Linked DNA regions of Mus musculus: region 1 is linked to region 2. A link is a contact called in ENCODE POLR2A ChIA-PET data. All regions are on one chromosome and are shown on one strand. Each heading gives the region's core, a stretch centred on a gene start or an enhancer-like site at or near the end of the contact. The rest is flanking DNA. Distances are from core to core; before and after follow the strand shown.

Region 1 (3,325 bases), core at 458-2,957, 88 kb before region 2:
GGCAGGTCTCTGTGAGTTCGAAACCGGCCTGTTCTATAATGTGAGTTCTAGGACAGACAGAGCTACATATTGAGGCTCTGTCTCAGACAGTAGATGGATAGACACATTGATAACAATAGATAATTTGGAGGGAGAATCCAGTCCATAACAGAACATGCATGATGAGGCTTCTGAGTCAGGCATGTATGTGCAGATTATGATTTCCCGGCATGCATTCTGGAGAGGGAAATATATGAAGGCTTCCAAAAACCTGTGGATTTATGTGAGTGTATGGGAGGAGGCCACTGGGAAGGTCTGGGGTACCTGAGGGGTAAGGATGCTGGGGAGTGTGTATTCCTTGCTGGTCAAAAGAGCTGTTCTTGGGCTGGAGAGATGGCTCAGGGGTTAAGAACACCGACTGTTCTTCCAGAGGTTCTGAGCTCAATTCTCAGCAACCACATGGTGGCTCACAACCCTCTGTAATGGGATTTGATGCACTCTTCTGGTGTGTGTCTGAAGACAGCTACAGTGTACTTATATACATAAAAATAAATAAAAAATTAGTTTTTTAAAAAAGCTGCTCTTTATGGATGCCTTAAAGAGGAAGTGCTCAGCCAGGCGTGGTAGCACACGCCTTTAATCCCAGCACTCGAGAGGCAGAGGCAGGTGGATTTCTGAGTTCGAGGCCAGCCTGGTCTATAAAGTGAGTTCCAGGACAGCCAGGGCTATAGAGAAACCCTGTCTCGAAAAACAAAAAAAAAAAAAAAAACAAAAATAAAAAAAAAAGAGGAAGTGCTCGTGGAAGGGCCTCTGAGGCAGTCTCTCACAGAAAGATGGAGATTTAGATAAGTGCAGGCTTGGTAAGATAGACACACTGACAGGCAGCCATGTTTACAGCTGCCTAGGGGGCCCAAGAAACTACTGATCATGAAACTCCGTAGTCAGGGAGGCAGAGGACCTAGACAGTGGCTAGAGAGATAAGCCCCTGGGAACAGCTGCTGGTCTGTATCTACCTCTTCCGTTCCCTAGGGGCTGGCACCATTGCCCACGGAGAAGCCACCTAGCCATTTCCTTCCCCTGCGGCTTGTCAGTCAGTGCAGGGTACCAGACGTCGTGTGTGTGTGTGTGTGTGTGTGTGTGTGTGTGTGTGTGTACGCGCGCGTGCGTGCACGTGTGTCTTTCTGTCGTCTTTATCGTCCTCCTTCCCAGAAACTGGTGTGACTGACCCCCTTCCTATTTTAATCTGGCCATGCAGGGGAAGATGGACTACGGGGTGGTTTTTCTGTAACCTTGAAGACCCTGAGATCTCAACGGAAGTTTGTAGCTCTAATGAGAAAGCATAGGTGGGAGACTTCGGGAAAGGGGACGTTGAGTTCCGGAAAGCGGGGAGGACTGCTACTGGAAGTGGGCGCTGATGAAGAAGAAAGTACTATAGGTTTTCCATAGTAGCTGTGGAGTGAGTGAACTGTAAGAATAAATCAGGGCTCATTGGAGGCTGGCTGAGAACAGACCGGGATGTGCAGGCGATTGCAGGCGGCAGGGTTTGCAGGGTGGTGTTGTTAGTCGGTTGAGGGGCCGTGGGGGCTGGGGTTCAGTGAGCCTCCTCTTGGGGTACAGAACTTCACTGCCTCGGGAGAGGCAGAGGCGAGGCGCTGCGCGCGGCGAGAGGAGCTACTGGCTCGCGGGTGCCCCGCGCAGGAGCTAGAGGAGCCGAGAGGCCGCCAGGAGGTGCTGCAGGACAAGCCGCTCAGCCAGGGAGATCGCGGCGAGGGGGCCACCCAGCTGGCCCCGCAGCGGATCCGCGTCACGCTGCGACCAGGTGAGTCCGGGGCAGCGCGGGGTGCAAGTCTGGGCTGGCCTGGAATGCACTGGGCTTCAGAGTCTATCCTCCCTTTCTCTATCAGGGGAGCCCCAGAAATTCCGGGTCCGCTTCCTCCGAGCTGCGGGGTACCCCGTGGACCTATATTACCTTATGGACCTGAGCTACTCAATGAAGGACGACTTGGAACGTGTGCGCCAGCTAGGGCATGCCCTGCTGGTCAGGCTGCAGGAGGTCACACATTCTGTGCGCATAGGTAAGCAAGCGCTACCTAGACCCTGCCAGCCCTTGTCACTGCCTTTAGCTTCCACTATACTCTCCCAGTATTTAACAGACTCGATCATTGGATCTTGACATCTCTCCCAAGAGACACTCATCTAGGTCTAAGCTCTCGAGGAGCTTTTGGATTGACCCTTGAAGGTTCCCTTGCTCTACAGGAGGACCAACTGAGGCTCAGAATTTAAAAGACTATTCAGACAGACAGCTGCCCACCCAGTGTTTCTGGATAATCTAGATGCAGTGTTCCTGTTCCACATTCTGTAATGATCCCCCCCCCCCCCCGTCCCCTATGGCTCAAATTCACCCCGTGCCAGGTAGTGGCGGTGCACACCTTTAATCCCAGAAGGCAGAGGCAGGCAGAGCTCTGAGTTTGAGGACAGCCTGGTTTACAGAGCCAGTTCCAGGACATCCAGGGCTACACAGAGAGAACCTGAGTCAAAATAAACAAGCCCCCTTTAAAACACCGGCTTGGTGCCGCCTGCTGTTTCTACACCCTTGACCCTGGATGCCTCAGCCTCCAGGAAGCCTGGATGCTGCTGTTGGGTCCTCCTCTTCATCTCCTCCATCCCCACCTTCTTGAGTCACATTTTTGCCCTTGCCAGGTCCCTGTCATCTAGGTGTATCATCTGAGTATTTAGCAGGGACTCTTAAATCCTGTCGATGCCTTGTGATCTTTGGCACAGCTCCCATCGCTTTCTGCTTTCAGGTTTTGGCTCCTTCGTGGACAAAACGGTGCTGCCCTTTGTAAGCACCGTGCCCTCCAAGCTTCACCACCCATGCCCCAGCCGACTGGAGCGTTGTCAGCCACCCTTCAGCTTTCACCACGTGCTGTCCCTCACCGGGGACGCTCAAGCCTTCGAGAGAGAGGTGGGACGCCAGAATGTCTCTGGCAACCTGGACTCACCCGAAGGCGGCTTTGATGCCATTTTGCAGGCTGCCCTCTGCCAGGTGAGATAGGGTTAGGATCTGAGCCCAGGAGCTGTCTGGGGCCAGGACTACCTGTTGTTATGGATATGTGCCGTATCCATATCATCTCACTGAGGTGTGCATGCTTACCTTAACAGTTATCCGATACGATGAAGTAAACGATCATGAAGAAGAGGCACTTTTCCTAGTTCATAAGAGGGCCTCCACTAACAACAGGCTTGTTTGGAGGAGGGTGTTCAGAGACCTTGGAGCAGAGAATTAGAAATGGGAAGGGAGGGCTCAGCGGTTAAGAGCACTGACTGCTCCTGAGTTCAATTCCCA
Region 2 (3,337 bases), core at 262-2,761:
AGGCAGGTGGGATTTCTGAGTTCAAGACCAGCCTGGTCTACAGAGTGAGTTCCAGGACAGCCAGTGCTACACAGAGAAACCCTGTCTTGAAAACAACAACAACAAAAAGAATGTATTAAACATAATCAGACCAAGAAACACCCTCAGTTGGACCCCATGAGGAAGGTGTCTAACACTCTGGGGACAGTGGTCCCTACCAACTACCTTGTGTGTGCCTCAAAGGACAACAGAGAAATGCTGACTGTTTCTGGGGCTTCAGCCCAACTGGGGTCCACAGCTGATGGAACCTACTCGCATTACGGGTTGCCCACGTATTCATCCATACCCAGTCTCACATTTTGCCTCTGAAGGTGTTCAGCCCTGTGACCTGCAGCTATGGCTGCATCCCAGGCTGGAACCTTCAGCAGCTCCCCAGCTAGGTTTGTTCTCTGGCTGCAGTGACTTTGCACTCTATCAGCTCTTGTCTCTAGTAAGGCCTCTGAACTCTTGAATTATGCTGTGGCTTCTTTAACCCTTTTCTAGCCATGTTGTTAACCTACATAAGTACACACAGGATATGTAATCTGTGACCCAAGAGTTAGTAATTAATATTAAAGTAAAAGTTCATGTGTTTGGTAAGGGCCCATTATCAATGTAAATCAGGTCTAATTGGCAAATTGCCGCCAATGAAGCTGACATCGCTTGCTGATGTATTTGATACTCAATAAATTTAGATGTGGAAAGACACAAATATGTTCGTTTATGTTTCTGACACAGGATGAGTCTTTCTGGAAAGAATATTCAGTCTTAAGAGCAAAACGTTGAAGTCGTCCAAGAATCCCAATTCCTTCCAAGGACAATCATACCCTTTATAGGAGGTGCATGATAAAGATTAGTATCCTTTCCGGTACATTCTGACCCGAGCTAACTTTTCCTACCAAGCCCAAGCCCAAAGAGCACCCGGGTTTCATCCCACTGTGCCTTTTGCATATGTTCTCTCCTGTTCTGGAACGCCTGTCCTGGAATGAACGAACGTGGTGCAAAGGGGTGCTCCGGAGAGAAGAAAGCATGTGGTGCCAGCCGAGTGCTGCCGCTGTGGAGATCAGCCTCTGGCTTCTCACGCGTAAAATAGGAGATAACATTAAAAAAAAATCCCCCCCCCCATGCCGTTAAGTGGCTCAAAAGGACATTCCAGAGAGGTTTTTAGCATCACTTCTGGCTCTGGGAACACGAAGCTCGCGCACGGGCACAGGGACCTACTCCGCCCCAAGGGAGCCGCCCCTTGACCGCCTCCCTGAGCTCCAGGCGTCCGAGGTGGCGTCCGGGCAGCCACGTCGCCTCCCCCACCCTCCCGACACCAGGGTTCCTCAGACGCCGCCGAGTGTTAGGTACCCAGCTCACCGGGCCGCGCTCCGCACCGCCTGTGCCCTGCGATTGGCTGCTGAGGGCGCCCATCTTCAAGAAGCGCTGCGGATTGGTCAGATTTAGCGGTGGGGGCGGGCCTGACGGAGCAGAGGAAGGGCGGGGACCCGGATGTGTGTGGTGGCGGCGGCCGAAGAGCTACAACGCGGAGCTGAGAGGCCTATGGATGAGGAGGACGCGGCGGCCCCGGTAGGCGGGGATCGGGGGCGGGGTCCCGGAGGCCTCGGTCTCTGCAGATCTCGAGGCGGGGGTCCTGGGCGACGGCTGCGGCCTCAGGGCGGGGCCAGGGGCTCCGGTCACGGGCGTTCCTCTCGCCGCGCACCCTCCCCATTGCAGCCAGGGCCTGTGACGACGGGGCGTAGCCTCATTGACAGGTTAAGGCCGGGTGGTCCCGGGTGTCACCTGAGAGACCCCGCGGTCCTGAGGCCGTGCCCGGACCCAGTGCGGCGGCAGCTGCTTGGTGCTGAGGCTGTCAGGTTCTCGAAGATCCGATGCCTTCAGATCTGGGGCTCCGGCATCTACCTGGGTTCGAGTCCTGGCCCAGGGCCCTGGGGGATCCCAGTGCTGCGCCGCAGGTGTCTGCTCTTGTGGGGCATGTGCTGGTCTGTAGCTCCTGCAGAAGAGCCCCAATGTGCACATTGGGATCGAACTCAGCTTAGCCCAGGATTGCTAAGCACCTACTGTGTGTAGGGCACAGTGCCAGGTGTTTGGGAGGCAGGAAGAAAATATTTCTTCATGGTTTTCCCGCTTTTGGATCTCTGGAAGATTTTATTCATTCATTCATTTACTGGCCTTGCTGGTTGTCTAAATACCGAGAGAGTCCCATGTTTTTCTCCGGTACTGCTGCTGCTTTAGGGGCTGCGGCCCTCTGAATTCTGTTACAACTTGGAGTTAAGATCTGCTAAGTTGTTTTTTCTTTTGTTTGAGACAGGGCCTCACTGTGTAGCCCTGTCTACCCTGGCACACACTATGTAGAGCAGGCTGTTGAAGAATTCAGAAATCCGTTTACCTCTGCGGACTAAAAAGGGCTGGGGTTCTGGCAGAAGAGAAGGCTCAGTGAATTGAACAGCATGGGCTTCAGGCAGGGTGGGGGTACACACTTTAATCCTAGCACCCAGGAGGCAGAGGCAGGCCAGAGTTCAAGGCTAGTAAGTTGCAGGACAGCCAGAGGTACACAGAGAAACCCTGTCTCAGAAAAACAAACAAACAAAAAATTCATACCGTTTCTTGTTTACAATTCCCTAGAAGTTTTTCATTACCCTTGAAATAAAATTTAAAAGTCCTGACTGTGGATAGACTCTTGCTTTACCCTGTTCTTTTTGTTTTTTTAGACAGGGTTTCTCTGTCTAAACCTTGCTGTCTTCTGAAATTTGCTTTGAGACCAGGCTGGCTGCCTCTTAGTCATAGATAACCACCTGCCACTACCTCTGGAGTGTTGGCATTAAAGGCCTGTGCTTCCATATCTTGCCACCTTATTCTACTCTGGTTTTTTTTTTGTTGTTGTTGTTTTGTTTTTGTTTTTGGAGACAGGGTTTCTCTGTATAGCCTTGGCTGTCCTGGAACTCACTTTGTAACCAGGCTGGCCTTGAACTCAGAAATCCGCCTGCCTCTGCCTCCTGAATGCTGGGATTAAAGACCTGCGCCACCACCCACCACCGCCTGGCTTCTTATTTTTTTTTAAGATTTATTTATTTTTTGTAAGTACACTGTAGCTGTCTTCAGACACACCAGAAGAGGGCATCAGATCTCATTACAGATGGATGTGAGCCACCATGTGGTTGCTGGGATTTGAACTCAGGACCTCTGTCTGTGCTCTTAACTGCTGAGCCATCTCTCCAACACCTCCTCTCCCCCCTTACCTTATTGTCATTCACTTTCCCTACATACAATGGCTCTGGTGGGCTGTTTTTCTCTGCCATGACACCTTTTTTCTAAC

The links. ChIA-PET counts read pairs that join two places held with the same protein, here RNA polymerase II (POLR2A).
Region 1: POLR2A ChIA-PET joins it to region 2 with 16 read pairs in Patski. The contact joins the enhancer-like site here to the promoter of Spryd3 in region 2. POLR2A ChIA-PET finds 5 or more read pairs at or near these places in 3 of 5 experiments (Patski and embryonic stem cell).

The regions. Positions count from the first base shown.
Region 1 is chr15:102,223,031-102,226,355 of GRCm38, reverse strand. Itgb7 (integrin beta 7) reads left to right here. Exons shown (of 15, transcript NM_013566.2): 3 at 1,597-1,798; 4 at 1,884-2,054; 5 at 2,784-3,025. Among named protein-coding and RNA genes, the nearest start is that of Itgb7, 7.2 kb to the left of the region's middle. Within about 2 kb of position 1,707, at least 2 of the 3 ENCODE cell types and tissues checked have a DNase peak (open chromatin) inside an H3K27ac peak, as active enhancers do.
Region 2 is chr15:102,134,389-102,137,725 of GRCm38, reverse strand. Spryd3 (SPRY domain containing 3) reads left to right here and starts at 1,511. Exons shown (of 11, transcript NM_001033277.3): 1 at 1,511-1,590. The coding sequence starts at 1,568.